Linked DNA regions of Mus musculus: region 2 is linked to region 1. The links are chromatin loops, found by intact Hi-C in ENCODE. Cell type or tissue: gastrocnemius. All regions are shown on one strand. Links, peaks and the distances in the headings refer to the core of each region. The heading gives the core; the rest is flanking DNA. Region 1 overlaps Auts2 (autism susceptibility candidate 2). Region 2 overlaps Auts2 (autism susceptibility candidate 2).

Region 1 (11,438 bases), core at 1,218-9,217:
GACAGAGAGAGGCCGCTATTCACAGATTTACTCTCTGTCTCCCTAGTTCAGCCCAGTCGGTTTTGACACTGTCCCAGCGATCTGATCATCCATGCTGCCTTTAAATGAAGGTCTAGGCCTTGGCCTCTGTAGAGACGGTGACAGCTGTCAGACACAGATAGCAGTCTGCAGATCCTGGTTGCTAAAACCCTCTCATTCATCCTCGTTCCTGATCGTTGAGCACAGCTTGAAGCCCTGTGTTACAGTCCACCGATTAGTTGGCAAGAGATCTACATAGTGTATTAGCAAGGTCAACCACAGAGATAAAGGCGGCCACATTAGCCTCCGCACTATTTTTAAACCAGTAGCTGTTTGTTAAAGATGGCTATTTTCGTCCGTGTCTCTTTTCCCTTTTATTTTCCCTCCCTCTCTTCTCTCTCTCATAAAGCAAAACTAAAGAAACTGATGGCAAGTCTCTCTCAGAGATAATAAGGAAGCAGAAACTGGAGGAAGTTAAGGACTATATAAGCTTTGCTGTTACAGAATACCTGAAAATAAGCAACTTAAGGAAAGAAAGAGGGTTTTTTTTTGGGGGGGGGGCATAGTCTAAGGGAATACAGCCTATCAGGAACAGAAGGCATCTAGTCACATCGCATCTGCACTTAGGATGCAGAGAAATACCAGGAAGTGGGGCAGGTTATAAATCTCAAAGCTCACCCAGCTAAGTTCTTCCTTGAAGCAAGGCTCCACCTGAAAAAGGACCTACAACCGTCCTAGACAATACCGACATCCTGGAGAACGAGTGTTCAGTCCTCATGAACCAGAATGTGCTAGGAGATCTCAGCCCTGGGACAGCTAGAGCAAAGTGTAGTCTCATCTGCACACTGGTCATATGAGTAGGCCAGGTAGGTGTGGCCTGGGTAGAGACTATAAGGTCTATACAGGTAGAGCCCTCATGCTCAGACTCCAGGAAGGGGCTCGTCTTTGTTATCAGATGGTACCATCAAGCTAGTTTTTCATCAGCCCTCCTCTATTTCCCCAGCACCTTGTGTTCAGTAACTGCAAGGTGAGGCACTGCTCCGTGTACCAAACTAGATCTGTACCCTTCATCCTCCAAGAGCCCTCGTGATTAAAGTGATTGGCATCTTCATATCCAGTGACACTATCTGTTCTGTAATCAGCTTGAATGACCAGACTATCCATCCTTGCTTTACTCAAGGGTGTCTGCCGTATTGGACACGGTAACATCCAACTGTTATCCCAGGACCCAGGAGATGGGCAGACAAGTTCAAAAGTGTCTGTCTGTAAGATCTCAAATTCCACTTCACCCTGTGATTACCCTTCTCTATGTTTCCACCTCAAATTCCTCCTCAAACCTCTTCAACTTTAAGGCTGCCTCCTGCCTGTCACCCACTTGTTTGCACCCAGCTAAGATTTCCAATCAATCTCAAGACTGTGTTTCCCCTTTGTCTATCTTATATCCTTATGCCTTTCCTCTGTAAACTGTATGTATGTATGTATATATGTATGTATATGTATTGAGACAGAATTTCAGTACATACAACTCGAACTTAGCATCCATGACATCCACTCCATCCTTACTCCACTGGTTCTCAACCTGTGGGTCATGACCCCTTCAGAGTTTGAACCACCCCACAGAGGTGGCATATCTGATATCCTGGATACTAGATATTTATATTATGATTCATAACAGTAGCAAAATTACAGTTACGAAGTAGCAGTGGAAATAATGTTATGATTTGGGGTCACCACAACACGAGGAACTGTATTGAAGGGTGACAACATTAGGAAGGGTGGGAACCACTGCCTTACCCAGGCTGTTTTGTTGGATTCTCTCTTACTGCTTTCCTTTGTTGCTCCTTCACTTTCTGCTTTTCCCACCCCTAGTCTAAGATTGAAAGCCAGGACTTTGTATATGCTCAGCCAGCACCATGTCACCGAATCATACTCTCAGCTCCTCACTGGAGAATTTCAGATAGACAGTCTACTACGGAACCAGTTCTCCAGGCCCTCACTGGAGGGTTCTGGGCAGGTGCTCTACCACTAAGCCACGCCCCCATCCCCTCCCTGGGGGATTCTAGGCAGGGGCTCTACCACTGAGCCACACCCCCAGCCCCTCCCTGGGGGATTCTAGGCAGGGGCTCTACCACTGAGCCACGCCCCCAGCCCCTCCCTGGGGGATTCTAGGCAGGGGCTCTACCACTGAGCCATACCAGCCCCACTTTCTTTCTTGATGACCTAAAAGCAAGTACTCCAGACCTTTGACAGTGCCTCTGTCCCAGTCTCCTGCCTGTGGGGGTCCTGCCTTGTGTCTTATTTCCCTCCCAGCTCCGTGAGGCCTCATGACCGTACTTGCTGAAAATTCCTGGAGATGTCAGCCTTCCTTGGCTGCTTTGCTTTTCTCCCACCCTGTAGATTCTTTAAAGTGACAAATCTCAGTACAAACATACAAGTATTCGATACATACTTGAAGGACCATAGTGTGCAGAAGGGCCAACTGTTTGATGATGGTATCGGGGCTGATTCAAACCCTTTGAGCTAGAAAGGAAATGTAGATTAAAGGGTTTAGGAGTAATCACAAATGAGCCTGAGTTTGTAGACACATTGGAAGAATTACCTCTGTGCAGATTCCTCTCACAGAGTTCATTTCCTCATGTGTTGAGAAATGCAGATGAGTATCAGCTTTGGCATCTGGTAAGGACATGAAAGGAGATCTGAAGGCAAGAGCCTCCCATGGTTCCTGGCAGAGAGATGGAATCTAGTGGGTATCCCTCTGTGTGCTCCACAGCCGCTGATTCTGTGGCAGGGAGTTTATGCAATCCCCATGATTTCCCAACTTACTGCTCCAGTAAATAAGGGGCTACATAAACAGACCTTGGCCCAGGGAAGGCGACTCACACGTTCACAGCTTCCTGCTTAGGGAATCCACGTGGAAATTGGGCTTCCATTTCTCAGCTTCTGTAGCAGAGCCTTGGGGAATTCTCTGGCCAGCTGCTGTGGGGTTAGTGTGGCTCATGAGGGGAGGAGGTGTCAGCCCTGGAAACTGCACAGGCCTCTGCTCCCAGCTCACGGGGCAGTCACATGCTGGGGCTGGGGCTGGGAGTGAAATAGCAGCTTGCAGAGCTTCCCCCCCTCCTCTCCTTGCGGAGCAGAGAGGTGGGATTTAGAGGGGACCTGACCTGTTAAGGACTGAGAGGGAAGCTAATGAACTGAGTCTGATACCGAGTGACTTTGGGGTTCCGTGGGGAGACTTGCCCATTTCATTTATTCTAGTACACTTTATAAAGCAGTTTCTATGTTTGTCAAAATTAGAGCTGATTTGGGGAGAAGGCAGGTGTGGGGGAAGTGAATTTTCTCTTGTTATGAGTTCTAGGCTCCCTGGAGTCATTTGGCCTGGCTCTGGGAGCCCAGAGAGAGCACAGAGGGCTTAGACACTCCTGTGATACACTCACTGGCTTGGGTTGATGCCAGGCCTGTGATCCAGGGCTGATACACAGAGGCAGGGGAGGGGGTATGAGAACTGCAGGGTCACCTTTGTGGATGGGAAAATTGTTCTAAGGAATTTTTTTGTTTTGTTTGTTTGTTTGTTTGTTTGTTTTGGTTTTTGGTTTTTGGTTTTTCAAGACAGGGTTTCTCTGTATAGCCCTGGCTGTCCTGGAACTCACTCTATAGACCAGGCTGGCCTCGAACTCAGAGATTCACCTGCCTCTGCCTCCCGAGTGCTGGGATTAAAGGTGTGCACCACCATGCCCGGCCACCATGTTGTCATTGTGATAGAGAGAATTACAATAGCACGTTCCATGTGCCTCCTGAAGGGTCCTGGCCAACCAAGTCTAGAAAAAGGCAGGGCTGAGGGTGGGTGGGAGGGGGCTAAAGAGAGGAAGCAGGAAAGGGGAGGAGGGGGTTGGATGGGACATGAAATATTGCTTAAAACATATCCCTAGACATAATAAAGTATTAAAGTGAAAATATCTCTCTCATTATATGCATTCCAAGCCTTATTATGGCATATGCAGAAGTGACTACAGGGCCGAGAGCTAACAATATCATGGACGAATCCCTATTATGCAAGAAAAGCTTTCTAGTCTCTTCCAGTGTCGGGATGTGGTGGTTGGTTTTCAGTAAAGGTCAGTGCCGGTGCCACACTGAATAGAGCTAAGAGTAGGGTTCGTTCTTTTGTGGACCACGGGCGCTGTTGGGGATTGATCTGAAAATCTGGTCTGTTGCAGGCCTTTGCTCTCAAGGGAGATTAATATTTTAGCTATTCCTTTTTGTTCAGGGCTTCTAAATGTATTTGGAATGAAAAGAAAGGTTAAAGAGGGGCTCTGGGACGGCTAGCTTCAGAGACTAGATCATTTCATGAAGGGAAATCAATTAAAAAAGGTTGACTGTGAACATCTATCCATTTAGCTTAGCCGCTATTGAATTTTCATGATGGACTTGGACTCTTTGGAGAGAACGAGAGTTAATGGCAATTGTTCCTTCCTCTTCAAAATTTATTATCTGGTTTATTCAATGGAAAACACTCCATCAAACTGGATAGAGGCCTTAGGCCTATTGATACATTTGCCTGTGTGGGGTTGGAATGGAGGGAGGGTTGTCACAGATGTCCGGCCTTTGAAGGAAAATTAAACAAGTATCTCATTACGGAATGCTTCAGTGGTCCCCGGAGGTGGTCACAGACGCAGCGGATTTAATGAGCTGGGAACGCCATCGCTGCCAAAGTTTACCTCGACCCGTCCTTCTGAAGAACTCCTCTATTTAGGGCCACTCAAGCAAAGGAGAAAGACTCCATGCTGCGTCCTCTGCTTTCAACTCTGAGGAAGGGGGATAATGCAGTTTTTGTGCCGCACATCCAGAGGAATTATGTGTGCTAATTTGATTAGGGGAGATTTGATTAACTGGAAAATGAGGGCTTTGCTAAGACTTTCACACGCTTAATTTATCCCTTGCAAAAGCAGACGCAACACTGTGTCATGAAACTCAGAAGGCATATGGGAACAGTATTCAGTGGTTAGGAGGCCTTTCAGACCCAACAATATCGAGGCTTGCCACGGTTCATATTGGGATAATCATTTTAGAGCATTCGCTCTGCCGCAGAATACAAATTGCATTTGGCACTGCCAGTTAAACGGTTCAAAGGATAATGAGATTAATATAGTAGGAAACTTAGCTGAGCAAAAAGCTTTTTTTTCTTTCTCTTTCTTTCTTTTTTTTTTTTTAAACACCATTGCATAACTAGTTTCAAGGGAAACTTGGTTGCTTTTTTTTTTCCACCAAATGACACAATTCAGTACCTTTTGAGGCTCTGTGCACTCAGTAAACATCTTTTGGCATCTCCTTGAACATTGGGTGGATGGGCAGGGAGTTAGCCCATTTCCCTTAAAAGGTAGATGTCAGGGTGGGGAGTGCTTGGATTGGAGCTAGAAGGTCCGGAGGAGAAGTGGTGGCTCTATATGGCATCTTCTGTTTTCTTCTGATGGTGCTTCAGAGATAAAATGGCAAGTTCTAATCTTCCCTCTCATATCCATGGCCATTTGGAAATGGCTGACATCTGACCATCTAACGTTCCTAAGAGGTTTGCTTCACCTATATTTATAATTGTGGGTTGAATGTATGATATTTCCCTCCCCGTGTGTGTGTGTGTGTGTGTGTGTGTGTGTGTGTGTGATGTAGACACAGCTGGCCTAAAACTCACTGTGACCTTGAACTTTTAATCTTCCTGCCAACGCCTTCCAAGGGCTAGAATTGTAGGCAGATGTTCAATACCAGGGTGTCGACGATCAGACTTGTGGTCTCACTCATGCTAGGAAAACACTCTCTCAAGTGAGCCACATCTGCAGTACTTACTAACATAAAAACATGTCAGTGGAGTGGGGAGATGGCTCAGTGGTCAAGGAGTGCTTGCTGCACATGCCTGAGGACCTGGTTCAAATCCCCGGCACCCATAAGGCCAGTGCTGTGTGGCATGGACACAGAAGGATCCCCAAGGCGTGCTGCGAGTAGCCATGCTCTGGTTCTCATGAGCATCAGGTGATAGCAGAACACACATTGTCTGCTTCTAGATTCTGTGCACATGCACAGCAGCCCACGGCCTCACGCACATACGCACATACCAGCACACACACTACACAAACACTCTCCCTCTCTCACACACATAAATAATGGATTAATTAATGAGTATTCAAGATGACTTATCAACTAAAGGCATCAGCCGCCAAAACCAATGACTTTGATCCTTGGAAACCACAGGGTGGAACGAGGGAACCAGCTCTCAAGTCGTACTTTGACCTCCACACATGCATATTCTCTCTCTCTCTCTCTCTCTCTCTCTCTCATTCTCCCTCTCTCTCAACTCTTTTTCCATGCACACACATTTTAAAACTATTCAAAGTAATTTAATTTTTTGATGTTGAAAGGAAGTAGCCAATACCAATCTTTACTAACATCTCAAAAAGATTATTTATTTATCTATTTATTTATTTATTTATTTATTAGTAGAGGACTTAAGAGAACACCTCCATATTGTCTCTAAATAGTCAGGATTCTTTGAGTAGAATCCACTGACGTTCCTACTCTGGGTCTTTCTCTAAACGCCCATTGGTCTAGACAACAGCAAATCCACTGGGCCTTTAAACCTACCCCGCTGGGCCAAACTTACTCACAGCCAACTTGGCCTTTCCTTGCTGTTGGTCTACACAGTACAAGCAACTTCTGAACTCTTCTTTTGCTCTCAGCCCCAGAACTTGGGGCTTTGCCATGGAAATCAGTCAGTCAGTGAAGAGCACAGGCATGGTATGCCGGCTCTTAACGTCCATGGTGGGCTGGGGAGTCTCCTGCCATTCCCAGTAGCTCCCTGCGGCCCAGCAAACCGTGAAAGGAGCCCTGACTGTGGCAGACCACTGGCCTGGTCTGGACAGAGCTTCTTTGTTTCCGCTGGACATCAAGATTTAAGTCTCAATTCTGTTTGTAGATTCCCTTCAGCCCCCTTTCCCCCACTGCCTCCACCCATAGCCCCGTGTCGAGCATCTTCTGACTGCCCGTCTTCAAGTTAGAACAAGGCCCTCCTCCTCTCGCCTGATGGCTTTTCACCACGGTGGTAGATACATTGAGTCAAGCCACACTTTTCTTTGGGAAAGAGGCCCCTGGCTCTTTAAGCAGAGTTGCTAGGTAATCGTTCCACTCGGTTGCATAACCAGAAAGGGATGTGTCAGTCCCGGGCCCCTGCAGACAGAGGAGGGCTTCATTAAAACGCTCGCCTAGACCTAGACAGATGAGCGGTCTCCAGTCGGAGTTCTTTTCCATCTTCCCCATCTGTTCACTGCAGTTTTAATTAAATCTACTGAGATTATTTTTGGCCTTCTCCAAGAACAGAAAGCTAGCCTTGTGCCAGTGTCCACTAGCTTCTCTGCTTTAGTGCCAGCCGCTAATGAGCAGGCACATGGGGTAACCCTGCCCGCACGCTGCCCCCCTCCTCCTGCCAGCCATCATGAGTTGCTAATAGGGTAGGCACCATGAGTGCCAGGTCTAGGCCTCTCCACCTTCCCCACCTCAGCCCCACCTTGGTACGAAGAAGGCCAATTAGTGAGTGATTCCACCAGTGGTTAACTGGCTAATAGAAGTGACAGGCTTCAAATAACCTTCAAGTATGCAGCCCAGTTGCTTGTCTGTCTGATCAGGGCCCTTCTTGCTGGCACCTGACGCTTTCAATACCATAATGGCATTCACACACATTCTTTCTGAATGCTGTCACCTAGCAAGACCTTTCTTCTCTTCCTTTGCTGGGAGGATGCCTGGCAAAGCTATTAAGTCTGTGATGGAGATGACAGCTGACTGCGGGCCTGTCAGTCCCACTTTGGAAGTCAGCACATCCTTATACCCATTAGGAGCACACCATGGGAACCTCAGAAATAACTCACTGTAGTGTACTGTGAGTTTATCTCCCCACCTGCAAGCCTACCACCCAGCCAGCCTTGTAGAGCAGCCTGCTGCACCCCTCAGTAGGGTCAGAGCTGTTTGTGGTGGGTGTGTACCTTTTATTTGTACATGTATGCGCACATATGTACCTTGGCTGTCGTTTCTTAGGGGCTGTCCACATAGCTGCCCTGCTCTTTGAGAAAGGGTTACCTATTGGTTTGGAAATCACCAATTAGGCTAGACTCTCTGTCCAGTGACTCCACCTCTCCCGGCACTGGGATTACAGATCTGTAATAGCACATCCAGCTTTATGATTGCTTATTATTTCAGTGTGTGTGTGTGTGTGTGTGTGTGTGTGTGTGTGTGACATACATGGGTACTGCATGACACGTCTTGAGGTCATTAGGCTTGTGCAGGAAGTACTTTTACCCACCAAGCTGGCTCTGAGTCAATGCTCAGCAGGGTTTTGGTTTGGTTTGGTTTGGTTTTTTTGGAAATGTATTATAGGTATTGAGCACAGGTCTTCATGCCTTCAAAGCAAGCACTTTACAGACTGAGCCATCTCCCCAGCTCCTGATATTTTATTTTTTCAAAGTTCAAACTAGAGACTAATGATTCCTTTAAAGGAAACACAGGCATTCCCAGTTACTGGCCAAGTCAGTGGCTGGTCTCCATTCAGAAGACTCTGGCTCATTGAGTTTCTAAGCTAAGTATGTCGTGTCTTGAAATCCAGATTCCTAACTGTGCTCTCAGGTTTCCAAGGGGAAGTCCAGGCCTGTATTCGTTTCTTTGTCCTTTTATATAGTTTTCTTTTCTTTTTGGTGTGTGTGTTTATAATGAGTGTTTATACATCCATACTGCTACATGGATGATGAGGTCAGAGGACAACTTTCAGGCATCAGTTCTGTGGTTTTGCCTTGTTGCAGCAGGGTCTCTTCCGTTGTTCTGTCCCTGCAGTGCAGACTTGCTGATCTAGGAGCTTTGCAGTGGCTCACCTGTCCTCTTCCTCTCTTCCTGCCATAGCAGCGCCAGAAATACAAATGTGAACCGCCCCATCCAGCTTTTTACATCATCTAACTAGTAATCTTGCCCACCAAGCCATTCCCACAGTGTCAAGTGGGTCCATTTCTTAGGATGGCTTGAGACCAGATCAAATCAAACCAAACGTATTTGGTGGGGCTTGGCAGTGTAATGCTGTGTTTGGCAACCAGATCTAACCCTAGAACATGTGCTAATATTTCACAGGCCTTTTGGGCAGCTTGGAGAATGTTATACTTGATCCCTGAGTGCGCCCAACCAGCAGGGGATTAGAGAGTGACCTTCCCTGGATTCTGCTGTTGAATGGTCCTGTGTTCTCTGCAGGAACACACTAACCAAGTTCAGAAGAAAAAAAAAATCACTGCAATCTTCTGAATGAATAAGGAGAAAAATAGTGTATTGTGTGTTATTTTCTCTCTCTGTGGATCCTCAGATGCTGTCATATTCTGGTTATCCGTCAGGGATATTTTGAGCAGGTGGTGTCCCATAGTCTTGGGTCCCCTATGAATGGTGCAATCTGTGGGGCGCCTGAGATGGTTCCTATTGACTGTCAGCTCCACAGGGTCTCGAATCACCTAGGAGATAAGCCCCCAGATATGCCTGGGAGGGGCTTTCTAGGCTGGGTTCATTGTTGTGGGGAGATCCATCCTGAATTTAGACAACACCATTCTATGGAGTGGGGTCCCAGACTGAATAAAAAGGAGGACATGAATCATGTCTTCCTGACAGTAGATGCGGTGTGACCAAGCACCTCACATTCACCCTGCCATGGCTTTGCCACAGTGGTAGTAGGAGAGACCTCCTCCCTCCTGACAGTGTTTTTGTCTTGTATGTTCAGTAGGCTTGGTCTTATGGAGGCAGTTTCTTTTTCTTTTTCTTTCTTTCTTTTTTTTTTTTTTCTGGTTTTTCGAGACAGGGTTTCTCTGTAAAGCCCTGGAACTCACTTTGTAGACCAGGCGGGCCTCAAACTCAGAAATCCGCCTGCCTCTGCCTCCCAAGTGCTGGGATTAGAGGCAGTTTCTAAATGGAGGTTCAGTCCTCTCAAGTGACTTCAGCCTGTGTAGTGTTGACCTAAAACTATCCAGCACAACTCATAACTATAAAACTCACTATGTTGCCAAGGCCTGGAACCCCTGCTCTTCTGTCTCCATCTTCCAGATGCTAGTCTTACAGATGTAGGCCATCACACCAGGCTCCTCCATTATCCTTTAAAGCTATTGTAAATCCTTCTTGGTCTAGGACTGTGAGTGAAGGTACACCATAGCATCCACTGCTAAATTAATAAATTGAGAAACTGGGAGTGTAGCCCAGTTGGAAGGGTGCTTCCCTGGTGTTCATAAAGCCTTGGGTTCCTTCTCCAGCACTGCATCAACGGTACATGATGGGACACACCTGTATTCCCAGCACTGAGACAGGAGAGACTACAAGATGAGACGTTCAAGGTTATCCATAGCTGTATAGCAATTGTGAGGCCAGCCTGACATGAACCCGTGTCTCAAAAGTGAAAAAACAAAACAAATTAACAACAAAAACTCACACAATTGATGTTGGAACTTTAAGCTGAGAACCAAGGTTGATTAACCATCCATGTACAGTCATGGCTGTGTTACTAAATTTAAGACAGTCTGTGCTTTTGGCTTTGGGGACTATAAAACACAAGCACTCTTGTTTTTCCTTCCTCCAATCATTAAAGACATGGAAAAAAAGCTTCCTAAATCATGATTTGTACTTTTTCCCTTCTATGGCAAGCTAATAAAATATTTTTGCTCATATATAAGGCTCTCAATAACCCCAGTCCCTTGTAGGACCTGGAAACAATTTACAGCACGATATCCTAGAATATCAGAACAAAGCAAAACAAAAAAGACCTTCAAGTTATCTCTATTGAAGACAGCAGTTAGGTTTTAGTAGTCAAGCTGTCACTGATCAATTCCTCAGATGCCTACATTGATTCTAGACTGAGAAGGAATAAGTCTGGATTGATTAATGATGTCTGCTGTGGGCTTGGCATGAAAGAGGAATTGCACACATTGAACATCTCTACCCCTCATTTCTCCTCCTTGACCAGTGAAGCCTCCTAAACTAGAGAAAGTGGTGCCTATTCAGAGTCCAGGGCTTATTTGAATCCCATCTTAAGGAAGTAATTAGGTTTTTTTTCCTCTATTATGAAAGTTAACTAAATCTGTGGGATTGTAAGCTACATCTAGACTTACCCTTGAGTTCATTATAAAATTAAAAATCAGATCCTTTTCCCAGTTTCTCATATTGCCAAGAAACAAGGCCTTCCCCCCTCCCAGACCTATTCACCTTGCCTTTGTTGATATCGAGCCATTCCTTCGTGTTCTTTAATTGCCTGAGGCATCAGTAAGTTCTTTCTCCTGGGTACCTTTTTGGTAATTTCTGTTGTTCATACCATGGCCAAACCACCTGGTATAAGGTTACCACACTCTCTCCTAAACACAACACAAAACAAAACTGCTAGA
Region 2 (11,438 bases), core at 2,122-10,121, 86 kb after region 1:
GAATCAAACAGACACCCAGGCTAAAATGTATTCATGCATTCATTCATTGAACTTTTAGTAGCTTACCAACAGAGACATGATCTTTCCTTAAGTCATTTTTAATCAAAACCAGACACTGAGACTATATAGTGTTTTCATTCATTTGTCCATTCATTTGCTCATTCATTCATTCAATTTTCATTAGTTTTCCAATAGAAACATGGTCTTTCCTTAAGACTTATTCAATCAAACCAGGATACCTAGACTATACTGTATTCATTTGTTTGACTTGCTTGCCTGTAGAGGCTTGATGATTGTTCCTCAGAGCGTACTGGATGGAACCCAGGCACCTAGGCTAGTGTGTGTGTGTGTGTGTGTGTGTGTGTGTGTGTGTGTGTGCGTGTGTGTGTGTGTGTGCGTGTGTGTTCATTAAGATAGTGCCCTGCTAAATAGCCTAGCCTGGCCTAGACCCCCTGATCCTTCTGCTTCAGCCTTCCTACTGCAGTTATTTTGTGAAAGCATTAAGATATAAATGAATCAATTGGGGAGATTCAGTAGATAGGTCTAGCCAAGGCAGACCCTACAGACTGATGTCCTGTTCCTCCTGATGTTTTGAGGGAGGGTTATGTGATGGGTGAGTTTCTTATAATCTGTGGTCGGGGACTGGAGAAACAGCTCAGTGCTTAATATCAAGTACTGCTCTTGCAGAGGACTCGAGTTCAGTTCCCAGCACCCACGAGGCTCACAGTCACTTGTAATTCCAGGTCCAGGGACTCTGAATCACTCTTCTGGCCTTTATGGGCACCTGCAATCACTCAAGCACACACACACACACACACACAGTTTAAAACAATAAAATAAATATTTTTTAAAAATCTGTATAACATGTCAGAGGACAAAGACCCCCTTCACAGTTGTGGTCTAATTCCAGCCCTGTCTGTCCCTTGTACTTATACCTCTAAGGCTAATGCAGGGTTTTGAATCAAATTATAACACAGCCAACCACATAATAAGCAGATTCAGAAAAGCCCATATTTAGAGTGGCCACTTGCCCCGGCTGTAAGTGGCAACTGTTGGACTCCACACGGTATGTCATGTCCTTGTCAAAACTATGGAGTGAGGGAACCTCATAATTTCTTCTCCGCACTTGCTGATTCCTCCGCTCTGACTAGCTGTACAGAAGTTCATCAGCTGGCAATTGGCTCTCCTGTGGGACCACAGCCTTTTGATATTCAAATGTTGGGAGTGTGCTATTTAATCATTAGGCAGTTTACCAAACACAAAGGTGGGCCATTGTTCCTTGGGAATGCCTGCTCACTGAAGGGAAACAATGGAAGCAAAAGCTTGCTTTCTTCTAGAAACCAGACTTTCCTGTGGACTTTGTTTAGGTCTCCTTTTATGGTTTCTTCTCCTGCCCCAGTAAGGAAGGCCAGCAGGAGTGTCCAGGAGCCAAGACTGAGGGATGACAGGTGTACTGCTGCTGGCCCTGCCCTCAGCCCAGACACACCAAACTCTATAAACTGTATTTACCCAAATGATTGTGTCCTTCCAAAGAACAGTTTCACCAAACTCATGGTACTAAGAACTAGGTTTCAGGCCAACAAGATAACTCAAGTGAGCTAAAGATACACACTGCCAAGCATGACATCCCGGGTTTGTTCCCTGGGGGCCACATGGTAGGAAAGAACTGACTTCCTCAACTTGTCCTCTGGCCGCCATATACGTGCATCATGGCGCGTGCCCAGCCCTTCCCAAATATAAATGAACAAACAAGTGCAATGAAATAGTTTAAAGAAACTAGGTTTCTTTCTTTTTTTGAGACAGAGTCTCTCTAGTAGCCCAGACTGGCCTGAGACTCACTAAGGTGACCCTGACCTTCTTTGTTTTTAATGGTATTTATAACTTATTTAATTTACTTGTTCTGTGGGAAGTGAGTACATGGCACATGCTCTGTGGGGAGGTCAGAGGACAACTTGAGACACTCGGTTCCTTCCTTCCACCACGAGGGTCCCGGGGCTCGACTCTCTCCAGGCTTGGCAGATTTTGACCTCCCAAGTCATCTCAGCAGCCTCACAAATTCCTTTCTTAAGAGCAGAGAGTCAGGGTCGAACTCTACCCATCAAGCAGACATACAATCTTGAAAAAATGACTTAACATATCTGGCTGGAAGAGACAGGAAAGTATCTGTACGGGGTGAGCCATCTCAACAGCCTGACTTTGAGTTTCTGATGGTCCCCTCTACATCTATTGAGTGGCATGGCTACCAGGTCAGTTTAAGCAGTGGTAGCAATGGAACCCAGAGCTTATTGCATCCTAGATAAGTAAGCACTCTACCAACTGAGTTGCATCTACAAACCTGAAGTACTTATCTTATCATTTGGCTTTTGGAATTGAACCCAGTACCAGTGACACAGTTGTAGTCACGGTCTGAATGATACTTCAGCACTCTGTGTGTGTGTGTGTGTGTTACTTACTGTTATATAGAATTCCAAAGCAAGTCCATACTTGGCAAGCATCAGGAAATCAATGTGGCATATACTAAGAGCTCAAAAGAAAATTCTGGAATGGCGCTATGGATCAGAGTGAACTTTGGGAGTGGTGCAGGTCTAAGCAACAGGTTTCTGACTCCCTGCCTATACAGTAGCACCCAGAAATAAAAGAAAACAAAGCATTGTCCTGATGAGCTGCCCACTCTCCCATCACCCCATTCTGTCTTACCCATGAATGAGCTTGCTCTGCTTTTTGAGACAGGGTCTCTTGTAGCCTGTGCTGGCCTTGAACTCTCTCTCTAGCCAAGGATAGCCTTGAATGTCTCATCATTCTCCCTCTGCCTCTTAATTGTTGGGATAACAGACATAGACCAACCACACTCAGTGTATGCGGTGTCGGGTATTGAACCCAGGGCTCCATGCATGCTAAACAAGCGCTCTACACACGGAGCCACATCCCCTGCCTCCCCAATTCTGTCTTTAGAGAAAACAAGTTCCCTCTCTGTGGCAGCAGGAAATGCTCAGACACCCCTGAGCATGCCCCGAGCGCCCTTTTCCCTTCCAGCTTAGTGCACGCCAGGAGGGTGGTCAGACTCTTCCTTCTCCTTGGTTTCTGCAGGCGTTCCTTTGATGGGGCAAGGTGCACCCTGGGGCTGATTGTGTTCCTGGGAGCTGAGAGCTGTCACTGCAGGGTTAAATCTGCAACAGGATAGAAGCCCTCACAGCAACCTCAGAAAGAATGGGAAATGATGTAGAGGAGACTGGGAGCCTGTTGATTTTTGTTCTTACCAGCACATCTTCTTAGAGAGAGAGAGAGGGAAAAAAAAAGTTATCTTCCCTCCCCCATCTTCTCTCTGCCTTCCCACAACATACCTTGTGCTAAATACATTTTTCAGACCTGACTCTGTACAAACACAATGTTGTTCTGCAAGCATTAAAAGGCAATTTAGTACTCAAAGGATTAAAAGCTCATGTTAAATTGAAGACTACACTTGGCATAAACATTAAAAATTGACAGAACACCCCGCACATTAACAGTACCAGGGCTTCGTAATTAGCATTTAAAAGTAAAACATCATTTCCTTACTGTCTCCTACTTGCTCATTTATAATGCATTTATTATAATACAGATGTGAGCGGAGGCTTCCCACCATTCTTGGCAACTGAGGAGTGTACCTGTACCAAGAAAGACCGTTCATGACTCCGGGCTGAAAATCAAAAGCCAGAAGCCAACCCCACACTGGGTCATAGGAGGTCCCCAAATAGCCCTTTTGGAAGATTGATGCCAGGTCCCCTAAAGAAGTCACCTTCACACCCTCCCCTGCCCTCGCCCATCTTTCCCTAACAGATACTTGGAGGAAGATCCAAGTAAGCGTAGGCCAGGCATGACTTGCTTTTCAAATCAAGTAATAAGTTACCATAAGGATGTGGGAGATCACTTGTTGGCTCGCTGTCAGATATTCTCTCTCAACTTTGGCTTGGGGCTGTAGTTCAGCCGCAGAGTGTTTGCTTAGCATACATCCACCCCCAAGCACTGTCTAAGTTGGGTGGGGTTTGTGCACACCTGTGATGCCAGCCAGCACTCGGGATGTAGAGAGGCAGGAGGTTCCATCATTCTGGTTCATCCTCAGATACATACAGAGTTTGAGCAGCTTGGGCTCAAAAAAATTTTTTTCTTTTAATTAATTTATTTTATTGCTAAAACTGGAATCAGTTTTCCAATTTAAAGTGAAATTCCACTGAATTAACACAGATGGCTGAATCTGCTAATGAGGACACCTGTTTATGACACCTCTGGGCTCCTGCTCACATGCAGGGTTCTGTCTGAATCACAGGCACAGTTGTAAGCCTGGAAGACAGTGCAGATCTGCTCCTACTTTCTTCTTACACACTTGCCTCTGAACCTGCTACACTGGCTGGGAATTGGCACATTCAGCTTTTCTGCCCCCTCTTGGTTGGCTGGGCTGTAGCTCCCAATTATCTATGTGCACTCAGGTCCCCAAGAGATTCCTGCTAATATGAAGAGTCTAACTGAAAAGGCTCACAGTGGAGCTTGAGACCGTGTCTGTCTATACATAGCATATGAGTTTTGTGTATATGTATATATACACACACACATATATATACATATATAAATAAAATGTAATATATACATACATACATGTATACATAAAATGTAATATACACATATACACATACACATATACATATGTGTATATATATAAAAATGTAATATGTGCATATATATACATATGTACATATATACATAAAATGTAATATGTGCATATATACATATGTATATATAATGTAATATATATGCATGCATATATACACATGTATGTGCATAAAATGTAATATATTATATATATGTACACAGATATAATACACACTACACATGCATATGTGTGTGTGCATACAGGTTAGAAGACAGTCTTGGGCTCTGTTCTTCATATGCCATCCACCTTGGTTTTCCTTCATTTTTACTCAGTTCATATTGCTAGTGTGTGGATGCACATGCCTGCCCCTGCACTCCTATGGGGGTCAGAGGACAACTTTAGGGAGCTGGTTCTGTCCTTCCATCCTGTATTCCGTGGTTAGAACTCAGGTCACCAAGCAAAATGTGGCATGCACTTATGCTCCCAGTTCTTGCTGGCCCTGCTACCCAGGGTCTCTAAGTGGCCTAGAGCTCACTAAATAGGTTAAGCCAGCAAGCCATCCCCACTTCCTAGCACCAGGATTACAAACATATATTACCGTATCTGGCATTTTTTTGTGTGTGTGACTGCTGGGAACCAAACTCAGGTCCTGTATTTGCAATTACAGGTTGATCTATCTTCCCAAACCAACTCTGTACTTGTTTTTTTTTTTTTTTTTTTTTTTTTTTTTTGGGTTTTCGAGACAGGGTTTCTCTGTGTAGCCCTGGCTGTCCTGGCACTCACTTTGTAGACCAGGCTGGCCTCGAACTCAGAAATTCGCCTGCCTTTGCCTCCCGAGTGCTAGGATTAAAGGCGCGTGCCACCACGCCCGGCTCTGTACTTGTTTTAAACATTTTTCTTAATAATTATTTATTTCGGGGAGAGGGGGAAGCACACAAGTCACAAGGTACAAGTGGAGGTCTAAGGACAACTTGTGGTGGTTGAGAGCACTGGCTACTCTTTAAATATTTATTTATTTATTTATTTATTTATTTTATGTATATGAATACATTGTAGCTGTACAGATGGTTGTGAGCCTTCATGTGGTTGCTTGGAATTGAATTTTAGGACCTCTGCTCGTTCCGGTTGGCCCTGCTTGCTCTGGCCCAAAGATTTATTTTTCATTATTATACATAAATACACTGTAGCTGTCTTCAGATGCACCAGAAGAGGGTGATCAGATCTCATTACGGGTGTTGTGAGCCACCATGTGGTTGCTGGGATTCGAACTCAGGACCTTTGGGAGAGCAGACGGTGCTCTTACCCGCTGAGCCATCTCGCCAGCCCGGCTACTCTTTCAGAGGGCCTAGGTTCAGTTCCCAGCGCCTACATGGCAAACTACAAGCATCGCTTAATGGCTGTCCCAAATCCTTTTATGGGCATTGTGTTCCCATGGTACACAGACATACATATAAATACAGGCAAAACACACATGGAGTAAAAAAAAAAATTTTTTTTAAAAGAACAAACAACCTGTGGAAGTAATTTCTCTCCTTGCCCCTGTTGGTCCCAGGGATCAAACTCAGGTTATCAGACTTGGCAGCAAGCACCTTTCTGTGTTGAGCCATCTCACCTGCCCCCAGCTCTGTGCTCGGAACACACTTCCAGGCAAGACAGCAGCTGCTGGTCTGTCGACTGGCCAGATTATGTAGACCTGCTCATCAGTTTTCAGCTGTTGAATTCAGATCATCAGATGCGTGGTGCCTGCAGAATGCCGGGTCCCCAGGGGTGAAGCCATTGAGATTATACAGATAGCCAAGATGCCTGCCCAATGAATCGACTCCAGAAATGTCTGAGAACACATTATCTTTCCCAGGCAGGTCCTCCCAGACCTCATTTGTAATGTGTGATTGAGGACATCTCTCCCTGATGTTATCTAGGGACTTAAAGCAGACCTCCTCAGCTGTCCCCAGCTGGCCCTGTGCACCCCAGCCGGGGCACTATAAGTTTATCAGGTTAGCCAGATGACAGGACAAATATAATTTCTGGGCCACAAGGCCAGTCTGGGTGAACGCATGACATAAGGTTGTTAAAAAAAGGAGGAGGTTGAAAATAGACTCCACTCTGGTCAGATGGTGCCAGGGACTGGCCCAACTAGTGGAATGCCCCAGCCCTGGAGGACTGAGACAGTGAGGCCCACGTCCCTGGAGAGGGTCCTGCTAAAGCCAGCTTCCTTGAGAAACCAATTTGGCAGCAACTCTGGTAAACCTCTTGCGGCCAAAGGGAGGAGAAAAAAGGGCTTTAGTGCAGATACAAGGATATTCAGATGCAGGCTGGCTCCTCATCATGTCTTCTCATCAGTGTAATGATTTTGAAAATTCCAGCAATGTATTCATGCCCCTGCATGACTTTGAGAAATGCTCCTGTCTCACCAACGCCACGGGCAAACCACGCTTGAATGCTGTCAGGAGCCAGGCTCGCTGGCTGGGAGGGTGAGGACGGCCTGGATTCCTGAGTCAGGCTGCTAGCTAAGCCCGGCAGGGCCTGGAGGGTGGCAACCGTGTGGTTTGCAGGTTAGTTAATTACTGTGGTGTTTGTATGGGAAGATCCTTGGGTGTGTTTGTGGGAACAGAACCCTGATTTTAATTACATCCCTTCTGGTTCTTCAGATTGCGTGCTTCCCAAAGATCTTGTTTCTCTGGCTTTCACCTACTCTCTGATGTGCAGAGGGTTCAACCGGCAAAACAAAACAAAACAGCCAAGCCCAGACTGTGTTTGCACTAAGGATCAGGATTTTTAGAGCTGGAAGGGATGTAGATGTAGCTAGCCCAGCCCCTTCCGCTTATATAATAGGAGGTTTGGAGAGATTAAAGCGACCCATCCAAGGTCACACAGTTTGGAATTGAAACTCAGGTTTCAGGGCTGGGATGGGCCTCAGTTGGTACAGTGCTAGCCTAGCACACAGGAAGCTCTGGATTCCGCCCGCAGCACAGCATAAACCAATCATGGCATGCCTTCACAGCACTAGAAAGTGGAAACAGGAGGCTCAGGAGTTCAAGGTCATCTTGGGCGATATGGAAAATTTGAGAATAATTTGGCTTACATAAAGTCTTATCTAAAAAAATAAAAATAGAAGAGGTTGGGATGGTCGTGGTAGTGCTTACCATTAACACCAATACTTAGGAGGCAGAGGCAGGCTGATCTCTGTGAGTTCAAGGCCAGGCCAGCCAAAGATACACAGTGAGACCCCATTTTCTAGCAAAGAGGGTAGCATGTCGGAGAGATGGTTTAGTTGCTAATGTGCTTGTCTTGCAGATGTGAAGACCCCTGTTCAACCCACAGAACCCATATTTTAAAAGCCCAGAGAGATGGTGTTGTGTGACAAAACTTTTAGTGGGGAGATGCAACACACGTATCTTACCTTACTTAACCCTAGATGGGGGGGCACGGGGGATCCTGCACAGTGCACAGCCTGCAGTCAGCTCAACAGCTTAGATAGTGTCCTTTCCAAGTGCCTCATTGGGTCTAAACCTCTGCCTGACAGCAATGACTGGTTTCTGCTTTGTCCAGGCAGGTGCTGTGACTCGCTGTCTTTTGCAGCTTTTCTCTGCTGAAAGTCCTGTTTGCAGCTCAGCATCCTTTATTTCTGAAGACTCTCAGCTTTTATTACTTACTTTGGCAGGGCGGGGCCTAGGAAAACTGCTCAGTTTCAGGGACTTCCGAAGCTATTTCTGAGCTGTTTACCCTTCTGCTTAAAGAGCTTTTGTTCCAGGATGGAAAGAAACCGTTAGACAACCGTTGGAAAGCAGAAACAGCTTAACAGTCCTTGCTCTGCTCTCACTTGTAGCTTGATGGGCAAGCTCCAGGTTCAGTGAGAGATCCTGTCACCAAAAAAAAAAAAAAAAAAAAAAAAAACAGGGTGGCAGCACCCAAGGAATTATATTTAAGGTTATCCTCTGGTCACTATTCAGGTGAATATGAAAGTGCACACACACTATCTTACATGCAATCATGCACATAAGCATGTATATGTATGCTTACACACTCCAAACAAACAAACAAAACCACCTCTCAGGTCTTCTAAATCTGTCTCATATGGGATTCTGTCAACAGAGAATATCTTTTTTTCATGTTAGAGTTTTTTTTAATTTTTTAATTTTTTTTATATAGATGAAAGAGTTTCTTGTCTATGCTCTGAGTGTGGAAACTGTTATGTGAATAGCCATAATTTCAGTACTTCCTGTGTGTCCTTTCCATGGGCTTTCTTTGGTGCAAGAGCACTACAGATGTTTCAGGATAGTCCAGAGCAAGAGTGGACACAATTCACAGATTCAAATTGCTATACAATACAGCTTGTCCAGGATAACGAGGGATGTGATTTGTTCTAGCGAAGCAGCTAGGAGCACGGAACACTGGGAAATGTAGGGGCTGGGAATATGGCTCCATTGGTAAACTGCTTGCCTCGTTCACATGAAGCAAATGGGTCCCATCCCCAGTACTAGATAAACCTGACCGAGGTAAACGCCTGTAATCACAACACTGGGGAGATGGAGGCAAGAGGATGGAGAGTCCAAGGTCATCCTTGGCTACATAGTGAGTTTAAGACCAGCCTGGGCTACATGAGACCTCATATCAAAAAAAAAAAAAAATTGAAAATGAAACATTGATTTTGAGTTTTATGCTTGTTTTTCACTTTCAGCACATCAGAGGCATGTGCTAAAGCAACCAAATAATTTTAGCCACAGGTGTTGGGCAAGAATACGTCTTACCCCCTCTGCTCAGGGTTTCCTGGGCTCTGTGGACTCCGTTAGTGTCTAAGGACCTTCTGCAGCAAACACTTATTTAATAATGACACTTGAGTATTTTAATATTTTATTTGATTTCTGTTTGGCGGTGTTTTTATCTGAACCCTATTTATTTATTTATTTATTTATTTATTTATTTATTTATTATATGTAAGTACACTATAGCTGTCCTCAGATACTCCAGAAGAAGGCATCAGATTTCGTTAGGGATGGTTGTGAGCCACCATGTGGTTGCTGGGATTTGAACTCAGGACCTTCAGAAGAGCAGTCGACACTCTTAACCCCTGAGCCATCTCGCCAGCCCCCTGAACCCCATTTTAATTGCCGCCTTTGCACACCGATAGCCTTAGGTGGAGAAGAAAGGCTTTATAAATGAAATGACCATCAGTATTGCTTCCTTTCTTTCTCCTCTGTCTTGATCAAATTACAGTTGCTTCCATCCACATATAAGCCCTGACCCTCATCTACCTTTGTCCAGAAAACAGCATGTGCCAAGTAAAAGGCCTGAGCTTTGAGTAAAAACTGACTAGTAGGTGTTACTGTGATTACAGATTGAGGTGAGTGGACATTGGGTCTAGGGTCTCGATGTCAAATTGATTTATAGAAGCAGAGGGAAGCACTTGAGATAATTTGGCTCTGGGCTCGACTGCCCCATGTAGAGAAGTTCTATGAGATAGAACTAGAAATAACCTAGAAGGTGCAATGGGTCCTTCGACTGGGGCCAGTCACAGCCCAGGAAAGTTAGGGAAGCACATGTTTGGTGTCTCCATAAAGAAAGGGGCTACTTTTGTAGCATTCCAGATTCCGGAGGGCACTCACTCAAGGATACACAAATAAACCTAAATGTCTCCCTCTGTCTCTCCCTCCCTCCCACCTGTTAGAATTAGGAGTTATTAAGCCAGCTGTTGATGAGGTGAGTGCCTTACCATTGAGCCACGCTCCTAGCCTGGGAGATTCTAGGCAAGTGCTCTGTTGCACTCAGCTAGGAAGAGATTTGAACACCAGCCCATCTAGCCAGACCATCTCTTCTCACTTTCCATGGGGTGTTACAGAGTGAAGAAATAAACACCACAAACTTTTTTTTTTTTTTTTTTGCTTGCACAGGTATCTGTGTGATGTGCATGTGGGTGTATGAATGTTGTCTTAGTTAGGGGTTTCCTGCTGTGAACAGACAACATAACCAAGGCAACTCTTTAATGGGGGCTGGCTTATGGGTTCGGAGGTTCAGTCCATTATCATCAAGGCTAGAGCATGGCAGCATCCAGGCAGACATGGTGCAGGAGGAGCCGAGAGTTCTACATCTTCATCTGAAGGCCTCTAGGAGAAGACTGACCTCCAGGCAGCTAGGATGAGGGTCTTAAAGCCCACGCCCACAGAGACACACCTACTCCAACATGGCCACGCCTCCTAATAGTGCCACTTCCTGGACCAAGCATACGCAAACCACCGCATTCACTCACGTGGCTGTATTTGTGTGTGTGGAGGGGTGCTGATGCTCATGAGTGTGTTTTATAACTGTACATGGAGGCTCAAAGTTGACAGCAGGTGTCTTCTTTGATCACTCTCTACTTCATTTAGGGAGGAAGAGTCTCCTGACGAATCTGCAACTCACCAAGCCTCAGTGTGTTCAGGCAGCTAGCTCAGGGGAATCCCCTGTGTATGCCTCGTGAATGCCAGGGTTGTAGATGGCTGCTACCATGCCTGCCTGGCATTACATGGGGGTTGGGGATCAGAGCTCCTGTACACAACAGTGCTTTACCAACAAGTGGACTTCCCAGCCCCAAGTGTTAGGGACTTGACAGAAAAAGTAGGATGTAGTTTTTGGTTTAATTTATGAGAAAAAAAAATATATATGTGAATATATGTGTGTGTGTATACACACACACACACACACACACACACACATATATATATACATGCATCCTATATGTGTATGTGTGTGTGTGTAATATGTATGTATATATATGCATCCTGTATGTATATTCATGTGAAGAGATGCAACATATGTGCAGGTGCATATACATGTGTGT

Evidence for each region. Hi-C counts contacts between places; a loop is a spot of excess contacts. Peaks named below come from ENCODE experiments on the same cell type or tissue, not always from the same donor. Only the 100,000 strongest peaks of a DNase experiment are listed, where the experiment ranks them.
Region 2: it touches region 1 in a loop (3-fold over the local background); 3 of 42 quality-filtered maps call a loop at or near these places.

The regions. Positions count from the first base shown.
Region 1 is chr5:131,639,311-131,650,748 of GRCm38, reverse strand. All of the region lies in intron 5 of Auts2 (autism susceptibility candidate 2), which reads left to right. Among named protein-coding and RNA genes, the nearest start is that of Gm29681, 230 kb to the right of the region's middle. In gastrocnemius, for the core only: no CTCF peak of the experiment used is centred there; DNase peaks (open chromatin) are centred at 4,698, 6,824, 7,260, 7,403 and 3 more places; H3K4me3 peaks cover 806 bases; H3K27ac peaks cover 2,391 bases.
Region 2 is chr5:131,553,840-131,565,277 of GRCm38, reverse strand. The region is part of intron 5 of Auts2 (autism susceptibility candidate 2); the gene reads left to right. Among named protein-coding and RNA genes, the nearest start is that of Gm29681, 140 kb to the right of the region's middle. In gastrocnemius, for the core only: no CTCF peak of the experiment used is centred there; DNase peaks (open chromatin) are centred at 6,317, 6,795 and 7,090; H3K4me3 peaks cover 1,311 bases; H3K27ac peaks cover 2,126 bases.